Regions from separate parts of the Homo sapiens genome. Here all the other regions are linked to region 1. The links are chromatin contacts, found by Hi-C or POLR2A ChIA-PET in ENCODE. All regions are on one chromosome and are shown on one strand. The core of a region is the stretch at or near the end of the contact, and the rest is flanking DNA. Distances in the headings are between cores, read along the strand shown.

What was found. Hi-C counts contacts between places; a loop is a spot of excess contacts on that map. ChIA-PET counts read pairs that join two places held with the same protein, here RNA polymerase II (POLR2A). Pooled maps may share reads with other maps.
Region 2: a map of naive thymus-derived CD4-positive, alpha-beta T cell shows a loop between it and region 1 (14-fold over the local background). The contact joins the promoter of CKAP2L here to the promoter of BCL2L11 in region 1. A Hi-C loop is called at or near these places in 2 of 168 maps with a recorded cell type or tissue (CD4-positive, alpha-beta memory T cell and naive thymus-derived CD4-positive, alpha-beta T cell) and 6 of 50 pooled maps.
Region 3: a loop to region 1 is called in a map of CD8-positive, alpha-beta T cell, with 18 times the contacts of the local background. The contact joins the promoter of SLC20A1 here to the promoter of BCL2L11 in region 1. A Hi-C loop is called at or near these places in 3 of 168 maps with a recorded cell type or tissue (CD8-positive, alpha-beta T cell, ascending aorta and naive thymus-derived CD4-positive, alpha-beta T cell) and 14 of 50 pooled maps.
Region 4: a loop to region 1 is called in a pooled map, with 4 times the contacts of the local background. The contact joins the promoter of SEPTIN10 here to the promoter of BCL2L11 in region 1. A Hi-C loop is called at or near these places in 6 of 50 pooled maps. POLR2A ChIA-PET finds 5 or more read pairs at or near these places in 2 of 52 experiments (PC-3 and activated CD4-positive, alpha-beta T cell).
Region 5: a loop to region 1 is called in a pooled map, with 6 times the contacts of the local background. The contact joins the promoter of ZC3H8 here to the promoter of BCL2L11 in region 1. A Hi-C loop is called at or near these places in 1 of 37 single-sample maps with no recorded cell type and 6 of 50 pooled maps. POLR2A ChIA-PET finds 5 or more read pairs at or near these places in 1 of 52 experiments (activated CD4-positive, alpha-beta T cell).
Region 6: a map of naive thymus-derived CD4-positive, alpha-beta T cell shows a loop between it and region 1 (19-fold over the local background). The contact joins the enhancer-like site here to the promoter of BCL2L11 in region 1. A Hi-C loop is called at or near these places in 2 of 168 maps with a recorded cell type or tissue (CD4-positive, alpha-beta memory T cell and naive thymus-derived CD4-positive, alpha-beta T cell) and 5 of 50 pooled maps.

Annotation. Positions count from the first base shown.
Region 1 is chr2:111,119,524-111,122,250 of GRCh38, reverse strand. It overlaps BCL2L11 (BCL2 like 11), which reads right to left and starts at 1,337. Exons shown (of 4, transcript NM_138621.5): 1 at 1,063-1,337. RefSeq lists silencers at 605-899, 1,233-1,772 and enhancers at 783-902, 2,053-2,132.
Region 2 is chr2:112,763,299-112,766,025 of GRCh38, reverse strand. CKAP2L (cytoskeleton associated protein 2 like) reads left to right here and starts at 1,417. Exons shown (of 9, transcript NM_152515.5): 1 at 1,417-1,464. The coding sequence starts at 1,428. RefSeq lists a silencer at 1,038-1,197 and an enhancer at 1,648-1,787.
Region 3 is chr2:112,644,618-112,647,344 of GRCh38, reverse strand. It overlaps SLC20A1 (solute carrier family 20 member 1), which reads right to left and starts at 1,406. Exons shown (of 11, transcript NM_005415.5): 1 at 1,216-1,406; 2 at 183-782; 3 at 1-21. The coding sequence starts at 516. RefSeq lists silencers at 159-453, 915-1,744.
Region 4 is chr2:109,612,596-109,615,322 of GRCh38, reverse strand. It overlaps SEPTIN10 (septin 10), which reads left to right and starts at 1,357. Exons shown (of 11, transcript NM_144710.5): 1 at 1,357-1,525. The coding sequence starts at 1,496. It overlaps SOWAHC (sosondowah ankyrin repeat domain family member C), which reads right to left and starts at 959. Exons shown (of 1, transcript NM_023016.4): 1 at 1-959. The coding sequence starts at 833. It also overlaps a transcript of RANBP2 not described here. RefSeq lists silencers at 906-1,075, 1,336-1,585, 1,616-1,705 and an enhancer at 1,558-2,467.
Region 5 is chr2:112,253,695-112,256,421 of GRCh38, reverse strand. ZC3H8 (zinc finger CCCH-type containing 8) reads left to right here and starts at 1,380. Exons shown (of 9, transcript NM_032494.3): 1 at 1,380-1,514. The coding sequence starts at 1,441. RefSeq lists a silencer at 1,198-1,407.
Region 6 is chr2:112,186,836-112,189,562 of GRCh38, reverse strand. FBLN7 (fibulin 7) reads right to left here. Exons shown (of 8, transcript NM_153214.3): 8 at 1,345-2,429. The coding sequence ends at 2,057. Among named protein-coding and RNA genes, the nearest start is that of FBLN7, 50 kb to the right of the region's middle. Within about 2 kb of position 1,307, at least 6 of the 41 ENCODE cell types and tissues checked have a DNase peak (open chromatin) inside an H3K27ac peak, as active enhancers do.

The DNA.
Region 1 (2,727 bases), core at 88-2,587:
GCCCAGTCCTCGCCACTTGTCCTTGTTTTGGCCCGTCGGGGGCAGACCCTAACGGCCGTCACCGCCCTGGCTGTGGCAACTATTCTCCTCCAACAACTTCCTCTCTCTCCTGGTGCGCCGCAGACACGAGTCAAAGCCGAAGAGCCACCCCTGGCCGCGGACGCGCACGTCCGCGACCATCGAGTAAATTCACACCCTCCGCCCTGGCGTCCGTCGGGCCCTCCACCAGCAGCGCCAACCCTGGGGCAACAGGTCCCAGAGGGCACGGCGCCGCCAGCCTGCACCGCGAACCGGGTCGGGTGTGCTCGGGCATGCGTGAGCCGCTAAGATAGCCCGGCCCAGGGACCGAGCAGGTTCTGCCGGCCGCGACTAGTCCCCTGCGCGGTCCAGGTGGTCAGGGGAGGACCTAGATTTCTCGCTGCCAGGGAATCGTGCGGATGGCACAGGCCGCAGGACTCCTGCAGAGCAAGCAGGGGCCCCAGGTACGCTTGAGAAAGCGAACGCAGCAGTGGCCCCGAAACCTTGGCCTGAATGAGTAAAAGGAAAAGCCGTGTCTCGTCAGTTAAATCACCACCGCAGTTCCGCAAATCCTCCGCAACAGGCCCACGCGCCCCAAAAAACCAAGACACGAAACACCCTCACACTGCGCGGCCGCTACTCTGAGGGCGCCGGAGCCGGCGGCGAGACTTTCCAGCTGGGCGCACAGCCCGATACTACGAGCAGGTCCTCAGCTCCCGGGCCGGCGCCGAAAGGCACGCGCTGCCTCTCCTCCTGCCCGGACCTACGACCCTTCACCAGGCCCGCGCGCAGCATCCCGTCCCAAGCCGCACTTCGGCCAAGAGCCTGCAGGTTCCGCGTGAACGACTTTTCTTTAAAGAGAACCTGCCCGAGAGGGAACCCGATCCACACGGATCCCCACCTCCCGCCGGCGACAAGCGGCGCCGATGCAAGCGTCTCCGCTCGCACGTGCACGGGAAGCGGGCAGTAGGTGGTGCCGTTCGGGCTCCAGCGCTAGTCTTCCTTCGGTGCCAGGCCCGCGCCCCGGGATTTGGAGGTATTTACCTTGCGTTTCTCAGTCCGAGAGTCAGAGTCAGACATTTGGGGGAACAAGGGCCAAGAAAGGGCGCCGAGGCGGTGGCGGCGGGAACGCAGCGAACCGAATACCGCGATGATGCGATCGCAGTGTGGCAGGGTTCGCAGGGTGGCTGCAAGAATCAAGTGGTGGTAGTGGCGGCGGCGGCGGCGGCGGCGGCGGCGGCGGCGGCGGCGGCAGCGGCAGCGGCGCTGGACGCAGAGCTCCAACAAACTGCAGACCAGGCGGCTGCGCGGAGCGAAGTGAAACCTGCGCGGCCCTGCAGCCCAGCTCTGGCTGGCGGCCCCGCTCCTACGCCCAATCACTGCGGACCCCGCCCCCGCTAGGTCCCGCCCCGGCGCGCGGGCTGGCAAGCTCCGCCCCCCTCGGCGCCGCGGCCGCCGGCGCGTGCAGGCTCGGACAGGTAAAGGCGGGGGTTGCCCCGCTGGGTTGCCTCCCGCGCGCGCCGCCGTCCCTGGCGTGTTTACCGGAGTAACTCTGCCTGCTGGCGGCCATGTGCGCGCCCATCCCCCACCCCGAAGTGTACCCTAGCCTCCCGCTCACCTACCCCAACCCGGCGGCGGCCGCGGCGTGCGCGGCACAGAGGGGGCGCTCCGGTCACAGCCTCCGCTGGCCCGGCCGGCGGTGTGAAGCCTCGGGAGGCGCCCTGCGCTCTCACTGTGCCCTGAGTTTCTAAGCCGCTCTGGGGCAGGCGCGGGGACTGGGTTGGTCCTCGCGAAGGCGCGGGGCGAGGTCTTTGAGCTCTCCTCCCTCTGAGGGTCCCTGGCGCCGGGCGGGACGCGGATCAGCAGGCTGCGCATCTTCCTCGCCCGGGCCTCTCGCGGGACTCAGGCACCCTCCTCCTGCCACCCCGCAGGGGCTCTCCAGCTTTTCTTCCGCGCCCAGTCGCCCTAAGAGACAGAGGCCGTGGGGGCAGGACGCGCCCAGAAAACGGCCAGGCGCGGTCCCAGTGGGCGTCTTCGCCGCCTCCCGGGTGAGGGCGGGAGGCATGTGCAAAGCAGGTAAAATAGGGAAATGAAAAAAGCACTCAGAAAAAAAAATCCTTTTAGGAAAAAAAAAAACGAGGTGAATGGCGGCCTCCAAGTGAGAGAGAACGTTGCGCACTGCATTTGGCTAGGACCCCCAAGATTTGCTGGGCTCGCAGATAACCTCGTAGGAGCTCCCTCGACTGGCTGAGGCCAGTGAAGGCAGAACAGCTGAGTTCGGGCCGCGGTGCGGGAGCGCAAAATACCCCGTCCCTCCTCCCCTCCCGCCTCCCCACCCATCCCTTTCCTCCCTGGAGTCCGCAGCACCTCACTCTACCTCCCAGGAGACCAAACTCCATGCCGCCTCTCCAGTCCTCTGAGTCTGCACCCGGGTCTGCTCTCCCAACGCGTGGCTGGCGCCCCAACCCCGGCCCTCCTGTCTGCTCCTCCCGCGCCTCAGTTCCCCAGCCCCAGCTTCTAGACAACTGCAGCGGGGGTGTGGGAGGTGGATCGGGAAATGGAACATCCCGCAGGTGAGGTCAGGCTAGATGGATTAAGGAAACTCTGTAAAGGGACCACCCTACACACCACCGCAGCCGGCAGGGAGAAGGAAGGGGCCTTGCCGTAGAGGAGCAAGTGAGGAGGCGTTGTCCCGCCGTCCGGCCGCCT
Region 2 (2,727 bases), core at 168-2,667, 1.6 Mb before region 1:
AGAGGAACCTTCATACACAAGGAGCCAAAAGCATTTTCCAGACCTCTTTAAGAAACTGGAGAATAGATGAAACAGGACAAACTTCAAAAGAAAAAAAATTTAGGATTAAAACAAGGGGAATGAAGTGTGTCTAGGGATTCAGGACAACGAGGCCTGCGATCTCCTAGTAACTAGGAGAAACTAGGCCTGCGTTTCTCCGTTAGCCTTATGGCCTTATAGTCAGCTGATCAGGTGAAATCGAAAATATACCTTGAACAAGAGATCACCGTGAGAGGAGTAAGGCAGTTTCTCAAAAAATTAAAAATAGAATTGCCGTTTGATCCAACAATACCACTTCGTGGTATATACCCAAAAGAATGAAAAGGAGAGTCTCAAAGAGTTATTTGTGCATTCATGTTCATATTATTATTCACAATAGCCAAAAAGTGGAAGCAACTCAAGTGTCCGGAGAGGGATGGACCAAGAAGCAAAATGTGGCATCTCCACACAACGAAATGCTATTCCCCCTTAAAAGGAAAGGAAATTCTGACACATGCTACACATGGATGAACCTTGAATACTTTATGCTAAGTGAAACAAGCCAGTCACAGAACAAATACTGCATGATTCTACTTATATGGCACCTACAGTTGTCAAATCCATAGAGACAGAAACTAGAATGGTGATTGCCTGGGGCTGGGGGAGGGAGGAGTGCGGAGTTAGTGACGGGTACAGGGTTTCATTTGGGAAGATGAAAAAGTTCTGGAAAGGACAGTAGTGGTGGCTGTGCCACAATGTGAGGGTACTTAATACCACTAAACTGCACATTTTTGAAAAATTTAACACTTTAAAATGGTTAAAATGGTATATGTGATGTTATGCATATTTTACCACAATTAAACGAGCCACCCTGCAGTACTAAGAACTAGGAGCCTTTAGATGCATAAGACCCATATGTCCTCTTTATAATATTATTTTTTCACAGCTCCTGTGAGTCTGAGACTTTGAAAGGACAGAATCAGGTAGCGGCCCCAGCATCCTGGGAGGACCGCCCTGTCTCTCCGCCCAGGGACTCCCGGCGCGCCAACCCCAGCTGGATTCAGCGTAACCGCCCCCCAACCACCAGCCCGGCTGAGGCCCCCACGGAGGGTCCCACGCCCACTCGGAGGCGCACTCACAGGCGCACTCAGAGGCGGGCGGCGCCGCGCCCCGAGGAAGCCGCCCTCAATGCCGAGGTGCGCTGCACGTTCTTCCAATCAAAGGGCCCCAAGGTCGGGTTCTCAAGGCCAGAGCCAACCGCAAAGAGCCTATTGCCTGTTGTCCCGCCCTCCCGTGCTGACGACTAGCGAGTTTCAAACCCGCAGGAGCCAATGAGGACGCGTGGACGCGCGGCACGCCGGTCCTGGCTACAGGCGCGGCGTTTGAAGAAAAACTGTCACTGAAGAGTCATGGTGGGGCCCGGGCCTACCGCTGCTGCCGCTGTCGGTGAGTACGACCGCTGTTCCCGTTATTCTCAGGCGTTGGAACACGGCCGGGGAAGTAGGAGGCCACCGAGTGAGTTCGTCCCGCGGGAGGTGCCCGTCCGCTCGCCTGCCTAAGTTTCCCCTGGGCGTTTTCCATCCCGGGAGCGCAGACGGGACCCCCAGGTAGACGTCTGGGTCCTGGGCGGGGGAGGCTGTGCGCAGGCCCAGATACCTCACGGGCGTATTTCCAGAAAGCCCTGCAGCAGCCTTGCAAAGAGATGTCATTGTCACCACGTTCCGGATAAAGAAACTGAGGCCCCTTGCTCGGGTTTTCACCAGCAGTGGGAAGCTGCGCGCTGTTTTGATCCACATTTGGCTCCAGGCAGAGCCGGGCGTGGTCCTCTGTGCCAGGAGGCGGGGTCTGGCCGAAGCCCGGGTCTCCTGCCTCTGGCGGGGCTCTCACTCCACACCTCTCAGCCTGCGGTGGTTAGAAGTTGATTGGTTAAATCTGCACCCAGGGCTAAGGCTTCTGCGTTCCCTAATCTCTTAGATGTGCTTGGAGCCCTTTCCTACCTTTCAAAATACTCCTGCTCAGATGCCACTTTCTCCAAGATACGCACCGTTGTTTTGTTTCATCCATTATTCCTGTTGATGCCTACGAGGTCCTAGGCACTTTACATAACAAGCTTTAAAGATGGCATTTCTGTCCGCCTTATAGGCTTAGCAGCAGCAAAGTTTGCTAATTTGCTAGAAGTCACGGAGGTGGGACTCCAACCCCCTATGTCAGCCCCTACGCTCTACATTGCCCGCCAAGCTGTCTCTAAGGATAGATACATGAGCATCAGAGAGCAAAACAGGGCAACTCCGTTCAGATGAGGTTAAGAGTCGTTTGGCACCCCTGTCGTCTTTTTGTCTTCCTTCACATCATTATTTACTTTTAACCTTTTCTAGCCACCTACTCCCCTCATTTATGCCCTACCTCTGAACTCCCATACTTCTTTTCGTCTCTTATGGCCCTTAGATTTTACCTTATACTGTAATTGTTGCTGTGTTGATTTTATCTCCACTACTAGTTTGAAAGTTCTTGAAGGCAGAAATTATTGACTTGTCATCCCCTCACAAATGGCTTGCGTAGAAAGTCACCATAGTATAGGTGTCTGCCGTGAGCAGACCGGGCGTATTTTATCCTTAGTACCAACAAAGGAAGCCATATAAGGGTTTGTGGGTAAAAATCATCATCCCTGTAAAAAAACAAAAGACGTAAGACCAGGCCTGGCTCACCAGC
Region 3 (2,727 bases), core at 157-2,656, 1.5 Mb before region 1:
CGAGTTGCCACACAGCAGAACCTGAAACATAGTAAAGTTTTATTAAGTAAATATCAAAATTCCATTATGTAAGTGGCACATTCAGAAAGGTTAATCGGAAAGGTTATGCACAAAAATGGAACCACCCATGATACAAATTTGCTCACCCACCACGAAGAGGACAAAACATAAAAAGAACTTACCAAACATAGCACTGACTGAGCCGGCCATCAGCAGCCCTTGAGTCGAGTTGTACATCTCCACGTCAATCAAGCCCTTCCGGATGGTTTCGCTCACTTTGGCCCCCAGTAAGACAGAGCCCACTGTTTCAAAGATGCTAGCTAGGATGCAGGCTTGCTTCAGGGTCACTACACCTGAGCCCACAGCTGTACCAAAAGAATTTGCTACATCATTGGCTCCCACGGAGAATGCCAAGACAAATGCAATAATGAAGCCCAGGATGAGCATCCATAGGTAGTCCACCAAAGGACCAGAAGCGGCGGTAGCAGCTGTAGTACTGGTAATCAGCGTTGCCATTCTCTGGAGTAGTGGTTGTTTAGTAAGAGAACTACTGAGCGCCTTTCAAGATGTGTAAACAGAATATGAGGTATCAAAAATGCTATAATAAATAATATATATTATATAAAATTAAATACTGTAAACTACGGCACAGAAACCGAGCTGGGGAGTTACTGCTATACGCTGCGTATGGGCATCTGTTGTCTGGGGTTTCTTTGGCTCAGGAGGGCTAAAAGCACGGAGCAGAATTCCATGGCGGAGAAGAGAAAGGACGCAAGTTCATCCTGCGGGGGAGGGGGGAAATAACAATAGCTGCGTGCCCCTGGGGGGCCAGTGGGGCACCCCGCTCTACCCACGCGCCCGGGGTCCCGCAATAGCCTCTGCCGGCTACTCCAGACCCCCATCCCCAGTAGGACGCGCGAGAAGGAGAGGCACGTGGCTCCGGGTCCTCCGCGGCCCGCGCGCGCCCAGCCCAGCCCCTGCGCTGCCAGCCCGCGCGCGCCCTCCGCGCGAAAATCGGAAAAGGGCCGTTCCCGCGCGCGCCGCCCGGGGACCGCCAAAAAGGCCCGCGGGCGGGCAGACGGGCGGAGTGGAGGCGGCCAGCGGCGAAGAGAGAAGCCAGCCGCGCCGCCCACGGCGTCCGCCTCCAGCGCCACGGCGTCCGCGCCCGGCCCCGGGGAGAAGAAAGAGCCTTTACGAGGCGGCGCCACTACTCACCAGGGAAAAGGGAGGGCGGAGCGGGAGACGAGGAGATCGAGGCGACAGCGGCTGGAGCCACGGGCACACGGCCCGGGTCGGCGGCACCGGGGACAGCTCAGCGGGACTCACGACCTTCCCAGGAAGCAGCCGCGGGGGTTTCAGCGGCCGAGAAGAAGAACCACGCAGAGAGCGCCGGCAGCCATCACTCCAGCGGAGCACCCCGCCGGCCCCTACTTATAGCCCGCGCAGCGACCCGCGTGACCCCGCCGCGCCTCGCGCCGGCCCCGAAGCCCCGCCCCCGGCATGACGCAGCCCTCCTCGGCCCGGCGTGCCCAGCCGGGTGAGCCCGACGGTGGCGCTCATTGGCCCGGCCCGCTTCGGCGGCCACGCCCCCAGCGGGGAGCCGGTCCACGTGGGGCGGGACAGCCCCCTCCCTGCGGCCTCGCCCTGGAGTCTCGGCACCGTCTGGCCCCGCCGGCTGATTACAGCCAGAGATCGAGGGGGACCTCGCTGTCCCCCTAGAGGCCGTCATGCGGGGTTACAGAGGCTGCGACCAAAGTCATTCCTAGCTCCTCTCTCGGGGCTCCGGAAAGCCGTCCGCGCCTCCAGCCGCACTTTCAGCGCACGCAGGACCTGCCGCGCCCGGTGGCCACACCCGTCCCTCTGCCGGGTGACGCTGCGGGAGATCTTGCGCCCTGGGGCTCCGGATCCAGTTCTGGCACGTTGTTGCACCTGTGACTTGTCCTTGGCCTGGCACTGTCCCTCGCCTGGGGGAAGCGGGGGGGTGGGGGGGGGATGCTCACGTGGTCGCTTTGCTCCCGCAGTCATGCACTTGGGTGAAAACAGACTGAAGAGTCACGGGAACCAGCTTGTCTCCCCAGTTATGGCGCAGAGCTGCAAGGATGGCTGTGGGTCATTAATTTCTCCGTGGCTGACCTGTGTTTGTAACGCCGCAGCTGTTGCGAGGGGGAAGGACACTGCTTCGGATTCAAATTCTGACTCCTTGCTGCAGTGTGTCACCTTGAGCCAGTCCCAGATCTCTGCGTTCTCACAATTGTAAAATGTTAACAGAGGCTGCCTACCTTGTGGCTGGAATTAAATGAATTAACGTGTGTGAATGTGACTAGAATTCAGTACATGTTCAGGAAAAGCTGATTTCCGCTTTGCTGTTACCGTGAATATTACTGTTTTAGGGTGTAGAAAAGGGTGGAAGGGGATGTTATTGCATCCTGGAAGCTTATCCTTTTGAGGTAAAGATTGATTTCTGGTCCCCTGCGTGGTATATAGTGTAGTTTTGACATTATTTAGATGTGTTATGCACATTTGGGTGTTGATTATATGGCTTACGATCAAGACTAACCAGTCATGCCGTGGGAGATTAAGGTCGTGGTCTCTTGTCAGGATTGTAGTGAGATTTAAAAATTCCAGCCAGAAATACCAGGCTTAGAATGCTCTGAAGCCCTCCCCACATTTTTGCCATCTCTAGCAGGAGGGCACTGCATAGCAGAAACAAAGACGTTGTAAATTGTT
Region 4 (2,727 bases), core at 108-2,607, 1.5 Mb after region 1:
CCATCGGAGGCAGAGAGCATCCACGCGTGCTCCAGGGGGTCCAGCGTCACGGAGCCTCCGCCGCTGCTCTCCTCCTCCGCGGACGACGAGGCCACCGATGCGCTGTCTGAGTCGCCCCCGCCTCTGCCGCGTCCTCCCCCGGAGGAGCTGCCCGGGCTGCTGCCCCCGGGACACACGCTCCTCTTCAGCTGCGGGGAGCTGCCCATCACCAGGTCACGGAGGTTCTGGCGGGCCGGCCTCTGTGCGGTAGCCCCCACAAGGGAGCTGCCCCTGTCCGCCTCCTCGCAGCCATGTGGCGGGAGCTCCAGGTCCTCGCTGGGCCCCGGGGCTGGAGTCCGCGGTAGGGGCTGCACGTCGCGCCGCGAGTTCTTCCTGCGAGCCCCGGCGCTCAGGGGCGGCCAGTGCGCGGGGGCGGGGGGCTCTCCCTCGCCCAGCTCGCGGCCCTGTCCAGGGAGCGACTCCGGGGCCGCCGCGTCGGGGAGCCGATCGCGCGCCTCGGGCCCGGCAGGGCCGTCGGGGGCCTCGGGCTCGGCGGTCACCTGGATTCGCGGCGGGTCCCCGGAGGGCTCGGACGGCCCTTCACAGAACCTCTTCTTGAGGTGCACGTACTTGGCGCCGTCGGCGGGATCGACGCGCACAGTGGCCACGGCGTTCACCAGCTCCTTGAAGTGCGCGCGGGCGCGGGCGCGCTGCTCCGGTTCGCCGCCTAGGGCGCCCCTGAAGTGCTGCACCAGCTCGGCGTGCAGGGCCCGGCCCCCGCGCTCCGCCAGGAAGCGCAGCACCGCCTCGGGGCCCAGCGCCGCCTCGGGGCCCCACTCTGCCGGCCCCTCCATCCTCGACCGCGCTGCTCCCCCGCCAGCGGGCGGCTCAGCGCGGTCCCATAGCGACGGGCTCCCAGCGGCCGGCTCCCGACGGCGGCGGAGTCTGGCGGGCTCAGCGGGCTGCCAGCCTACGCGTCTGAGGCCAGAGGACTCGGCCACCGCCTCACTGGGCCGCGCCCGGGCGGACACGCCCCCCGCACCCCCGCCCCGCGCCCACGCCACCAGGCCACGCCCACTTCCGCTCCCCGCTGTCTCGGCCACACCTACCTAGGGCGGCCTCGCCTCAAGGCCCGCCCACTTCCGGCCTCGCGAGGGCCGCAATCACTGCTCCGCAGTTCCCGCCTGCATTCCTCGCGCCGTCTTCCTGGAGTCCCAGCTCTCCTTCAGCCCGCCCCAACGCTGACGCTCAGTCCTCAGGCGTCGAGGGTAGCTCCTGTGAGGGGCTCGCTTGGCGCAGGCAAAACGCTCAGCGCGCACCACAGGGCGTCCGCCCCAACCCCGCCCCCGGAGGCCTCCAGCTCGGCCCCGCCCCTGTCCCTTCCCCGTCGCGGAGGCAGCCTAGCCTCGCGCCCCGCCCGTTGCTTCTGCCCTCCGGCCTTCCCGCCGCCGTCGCCGGGACCAGCCGCTCGGGGCCGGGCTGATACAGCCGCTTCACCGTGCCCCTGCCCGCGACCATGGCCTCCTCCGAGGTGGCGCGGCACCTGGTGAGTCCCGCCGACGCCGGGGCCCCAGCCCCGCGCTCCCCGGCCCCCGCGGGACTTCCCGCCCTCGACCCACCGGCCCCCTGGTCCGGCCCGGGATTGTGACCCGCGCCCCCTCCGGCCCCGCCCGCCCAGTGCTCCCCGGCTTCCGCGGCGGCCGGGCGCCTGGGGCGGGAGAGGAGCCTCTGCGGAGCCTGGGCGCGGCCGGACCCCGGTTCGCGGGGCGCGGCGCCAGCGTCGGGACGGTGGGAGAGTTCTTGAACGACTTCCCGGTCTTTGCCAAAAGTTACATCCACAGCGGTGTTTGTGGGTCTCTTACGGCTATAACGGAGTTGAAGGCGCAGTGCGGACTGATTGAATAGCGGTCATCTTTTGCAGCCGTGAGCACTTCCGAGCCTCCCTGCCGCCGGGAGAAAGCCCGGCTCCCCTGGCTTTTCAAAAGCTCTCCCGTTTTATCCGATGGTGTGGTCGTCCAAGTTTTCCTCCATTGGGATTTTAAACCGTTTTTTTCCCGCCTTGACTCTTTTGTACTCTAAAAGAACGCGTTTGTTCACTGTTTTGAACCTTTCCAGTTACTTTTGTAGATTTATCTCGCTTGTTAGTAAGCCAGCGGTTTTCCAAGTGTGGTTACAACTATTTTCGTTAATAGTACCAAGGTCGTGTACATCGAGTTTTCCAAAGGCTACATGGTATGGAGTGATCTCACCGCCGTTTGGAGGCCCGATGCCTGTGTATTCTTAAAAACAAATTCTCCCTTTTAATTTTTGATAGTAAACATTGGTGGTTTTCATCTGTGTAAACAAAAGCTCTTTGGAGGCTGGAGACCAAAAAGTTTGAGAACCACTCTACTAAGCAACCTCCTACATGAGAAGTTTAAATTGTAGAAACAGTTCAGATTGCAGGCTGAGAGATTAGAGGATCCGTCCAAAGTGACACCGTTGGTTTGTTTTATAGAACCTGGACAAAGATTTTTCTCCCTGATTCAGCCCAGGTCTCTTTTCATTCTATCGCGTATTTTTTAAAAATCTCAAATTTTCTGTCTGGACCCCCTTGTCTCAGTTGCTGTGTTTGTGTGCATGTGTGAGTGAGGGAAAATTGAGGGGTCCTGGTGAGGAAAATGTGTTTTATAAATTCTTTGATTCATAGATTACGTATCCAAACAAGCTTGAGCAGAAGAGAACACTTCATTTAGCTGATGTTAGATT
Region 5 (2,727 bases), core at 131-2,630, 1.1 Mb before region 1:
TAATGCTTCCTGCTAAAGAGGGGGTAATTCTAGTTTTTATCTCCTTAATTCAATTTTTTCTCTGAATTTTTAGTAATGATTCATGTTCCATAGGTGATGGCCTACAATATAAACAACATGGGAAAGTAGAATTTCCCTGGGGAAGATGTCTGGCTTCAAATAGTTCCCTTCACTAATCGGTAAAGGGATCCTGATTCATGCCAAGAATCAAACACTCCCTTCACTTACAGAAGCAAGTCAGGTTCTCTATCACTGGCCCAACCTAGGGTTTGAGCCTTCCTTTCTACAGGTCCCTTAAATGGCATTACATTGAGCAAAACTGAGCAATTTCCTGTTCTGCAACAGCATGCTCTATTTTCCTGCCTTCATACAATTCTCTCTACTTGGAATGCCCACTTCCTCTTTTCCTATGGAAATATCTCAAGACCCAGCTCAAATACTCCCTTCTCAAGAAGCCTTCCCAACTGGATGCAATTTTTTCCCTCTTCTGAATTCTCTTAGTATTTGGTACTTTTTAACGGACTTTTCTGTCTTGAGGTTACTTGTGTATTCATTTTAATTCCCATTCAATTGTAGAGACCCTACAAGTTACATTACCTGACTACACATCTGTTTATTCATTTCAAAACTGTGAATGGTAATAGAACATCTTTTACAGGGCTGTTGTGAGGATTAAGTTAGCTAACATGTGAAACGCTATTTCTAAGGAATAGTAGTGGAGTGCTCAGATAAATGTTAGCTGTTACTACCATCCCTTAGAAATACTGTGATTTTGATGGAAGAGTTTTCACCAAGGTGAAAGCAGAATCCTAACAACTAATTTTAAAAATTCTGGGCTGGGGCCGGGCGCGGTGGCTCACGCCTGTAATCCCAGCACTTTGGAAGGCTGGGGCGGGCGGATCACGAGATCAAGAGATCGAGACCATCCTGGCCAACATGGTGAAATCCCGTCTCTACTAAAAATACAAAAATTAGCTGGGCGTGGTGGCAGACACCTGTAGTCCCAGCTACTCAGGAGGCTGAAGCAGGAGACTTGCTTGAACCCGGGAGGCGGAGGTTGCAGTGAGCCGAGATCACGCCACTGCAGTCCAGCCTGGACGACAGAGCTTGACTCTGTCTTTAAATAAACAAACAAACAAACAAATAAATAAATAAAATAAACAAAATTCTACTATCTGAGGTAAAGGACGAAAAAGCTTACAGAAGGGCAACCACGGCGGCGCCTGCGCAGAGCCGAGGCGAAGGAGGCAGGGAGAGACCCGGCCTGCCCAGAGTCGCGGAGGGCGGTGCAGCGCATGCGCGGGGCAGGTGAGGCTGCGCGGGGCGGAGCCTGTGGCCCTGGCGCGGCTCTGGGTCCGTCTCGTCGCGTCCGGGTTGTCACTCTCTCGGGTTGTTACTCTGTAGCTTCCCGGCTCGCGAAAGGGAGGACCTGTCTGGGTCATGGATTTTGAGAATCTTTTCTCAAAACCCCCCAACCCGGCCCTCGGCAAAACGGCCACGGACTCTGACGAAAGGTGATCCCATATCTTTTCATCTTTTGAATGCAGGGGCTCAGCGGGACTCCGCCTCTTAGTTTCTTCTGGATTGGAGGCAGTCCGGGGCCACGTCCGGGCCGCGTCGCGAGGGCCCGTGGGGAGCACGTGGGCCGGCCGGGCGCCACCGTCTGACCTATAGAGGTCGTGCGGGGTCCGGGTGGGAGCAGAAGCTGAACGCGGGGCTCAGGCTTAGGCCGTCAGGGCCGGGGCTGTCGAGAGCCTGGGCGGGGGAGCGGGGTGGAGGCGAGAAGGCTCCGGGATGCGCCCCTTTCTCTGCACAGCAGCGGGTGAGGAGCCCGCCTCTGTGGTCCCGTAGCGTCTGTCTTTACCGTTGTTGCCTGTTTCCACGAGACCGTAAACTCCCAGAGGACACTGATGTGACCTTTTTCACTGACACCTCCTAGGTTCTTTTCTGTAGAAAGGATGAAACCACAAGTTTATTGAAAGGTAAAGAATAGGCAATACTCTGCCATTAGTCCACTGATTTGCATGGAAAGACCCTAAAGACCACAATAAAGCAACAGACGTCATTTGGACTTAATATTTCCATTAGGTTGGAAAAGCAAGTGAGACTCTTGGTCAGATGGCCCTAATTTGTAGATTATATTTTTGGAGCAGTGTCTAGTGATTTGAAATGCTAAAAACCACCATCTTTGTTCTTAAACCTACGTCTTTTATTTCCCTCAACTGAGATATATTTCCAGTTGTGATTGATTTTACCATTCGATATTGGTCAGCTGTTCACTCTATCTCAAATTTTACCTTAACTGATCATCCAGAGCTTTACCTTGTGCTTTACATGAAATAAATCACTTAATCCTCAAAACAAACTTAAAGAGAAGATGATGCCGTCCTCGTTTTACAGATGGGAAAACTGAGGCACGGAGAGGCTAAATAACCTGCCGAGATTGCACAGTGTAAGTGGAAGAGCTATGTCCAGGATCCATGATTTTATCACCAAGCTTCTCATGCAAAATGACTAAAATTTTAAAATAAGCCCTATAAATATTGGAAAGAGACAGATACACTAATTACTTGCAGATGATATAATTTACTAAGAAAAATAACTGGTACTAATTGATATGTTATAAAATACATAAGAATTCATCACACAAAAAAAAGATAATAGCAACATTTAAAAATCCGAACAGCAGCTATCAGTTTCAAAGTGTGTTGGACACAAGCTCCATTC
Region 6 (2,727 bases), core at 58-2,557, 1.1 Mb before region 1:
ACTCTTAGTACAGAGTGGAGCTCTGAAAGGACAAAAGAAAAGTTGATTCCATAGAGGAGAGTGAGGAGAGAGCATATAGAGAACAAGACACTCCACAGGGAGAAGTGCCCAGCCATTATCCACAAAAGACCCATCATCCACATCATCCACAAGAAGTGCCCAGCCATCATTGTCCACAGCCATCATCCACATCCTAAGCAGTCAGCCATTTGTACTTTGGTGCTGTGGGCACCGGGGCTGGGTGCGTGATTTCATCAGTGGGAAGCAGGTTTGATGACGGCAGATCTTGGTGATGGAAATTGTTGCTTTAAACTGGGCTGTTTGGCATCAAAGCCCTATCATATACCAGTTTAGAGGGCACCTGCTCTGGAGACTCCCCAAACACTCCCCACCTTCTGGCATGTGAGAGGCTTGTCCCCCTGAACACATCATATCTCAATATATCCCACATATATCCCACATCATATGTCATCATATCTCACATATGATGTGTGTGATGTGTGGGCTGTCCCTAGCCCACAGCTGTGACATCTCCCATTCAGGAACCTGGCCAGGCCCTTAGACTCTTCCGCCTGGTGTTGTGCACATGGGACTGGGTGGTGTGCAGGCTTCTGGCCCAGCATAGCTACATTTAGAAACATAAGGCTGTGGATAATGTTTTAATGAAGTCTTGTAACTTTAGTTTGCATGTCCTTTTTCTGTTGTTAGAGATCGCAGCTGAGCCCATGGGAGAAGAAACATTTCAAAAGCAACTCTTGACTGTGTCTCAACCTTTGTCCAAACAACAGTACAAGAATAAACCATCTTAGAAACCATCTTGATGTAGGGCTTGATCATTGAACTAGTGACACACTTCTGGCTCCATCTCATACCAGGGCAAATACAAAGATTTAAATAAAATATGTGTGAGGAAATCTCACCAGCAGCTTGACATGTAATTAGATAATGAAACTTTCTTACAGCTTCGCTACCTCTTAAGTTTTAGCTTGAATGATCTTCCCCACCCTACCCCATACCCCATCCTACCACACCCCACTCAGCTCTGGCCAGTGTTTTCTCTCTTTGATCACCTGGAGGGCGTCACCCTGTAGTGAATTCATCAGAAACAAAAGGCCATGGAATCTATGACAACTCAAGCATTTTCCTAAACTCTCCACGGCCAGGTATTGTCCTTACCAATCTCCCATGTGGTCAAAACAAATTTATAATGTGGAACAGTCCCAAACATCACCTCTGTGTTCTCTGACTCATTTATTCCAGTGTATCCAACCCAGACAGGAAGAGAGTCAGCCACCCCCTCCTAGAAGGAAGTGGGCTGTCTCATGCTCAGGTAGAAGTCAGGCGGGCAGGAAGGAGCAATCACTTTTATTTTTTCAGTTATATTACCAGGTTATGTATTTGAGATATGATTTCTCAAAAGGGAAGTAACTCAGGCAGAATCCATGCTTTTAACAATGGGTCCTTGGTCTAGAAGGATCTGCGTGGGGTTTAAGGCCCTCCTGTGACTCTCTGATGAGAAGGCAGGCAGGCAGGCATGTCACAGAGGAAAAGGCAGATAAGAACAACGTGCTGGGTCATGGGAGGAGACTCCACTTCCTATGCCACATGCGCAGAGGCATGACTAGGGCCCCCCGCACGACTAGAACCGTTTCATTCATAGCAAGCCTGGCTACAAAAAGGCAGAAGGGCTGATAGTCACCTGACACACATTGCCACCTTTTCTCTCCCCAGCTAGTTCAAACTCACAAGGCCATTTGCACAGCATTTTGGAAAGCCACCCATCCCCTGGATGAAAAAGTTTTAAGAAAGTTAGTGCATAATCTAAGGGAAGGGCCTCAAAGCAGAAAAAAAAAAAGAGTGATGGCAGCAGTTGAGTTTTGTGGCTGCTCTTCCGTGCTATTCCATGGGGCGCCGTGCAACGCTGCCCTAGAAGCCTGGGTGCACTGGTGAGAGGGCGGGAACAGGCGGGAGGCTCCACGCAGTCGGTGCCCGAAGCTGAGCCTTCGGGGAAGAGAAATGAGGTCAGCTCTCCACACCCCAGTGCCCCTGTGTACCCTCAGAAGTCATAGGGGGATACAAAGATGGTGACCTTGGACACGTGGTTGGCCTGGAAGGAGCGGTCCAGGTATTCCGACATGTCGACGTCCACCTCCAGCGTCTGAGGCCCCTCCAGGTTCTGCACAAGGATCAGATCCCCAGTCTGCCGGTCTGAACGCTGCATCACAAAGTGGCCGCGGCTGTTCCCACCCACGATCCCAAACCGCAGGCTGTTGGGCCCAGCTCGGCCGGGGGCAGAGGCTGTGGCCATGCGGAAGAGCGTGATGGGCGTCTTCAGGTTGGAAGGCAGAGAGAGGTAATGGAAGGAGATGGTCTTGGGCAGATGGCGGCAGGGCCTGCTGTCCATGGGGCAGGGGTTCCGCTCACACTGGCTGGAGCGGAGAGGCAAAATGGAGGCAGTCAGCCTTGGGGAGTCTCATGAAGAGCTGCTCTGACCCGGCTGCCCACCTGCCCTCTTGCAGAGGCCACCTAGATGACCTTTCCCAGCCACGGGTCCTTCACCCAGGAGCTATGGAGCTGTGGACGAGTGAATGTAGCTGGTGTCAGGCATGGCAAAGGAAGGGCTGCTGCTTCTGTTCCTGCTCAAGGGTGCTCCCTGCCCACCTGTGTACGTGTGTATGTGTGTGCACATACATTTATTTATGCTATTACTATCATTTTTACAGAAAA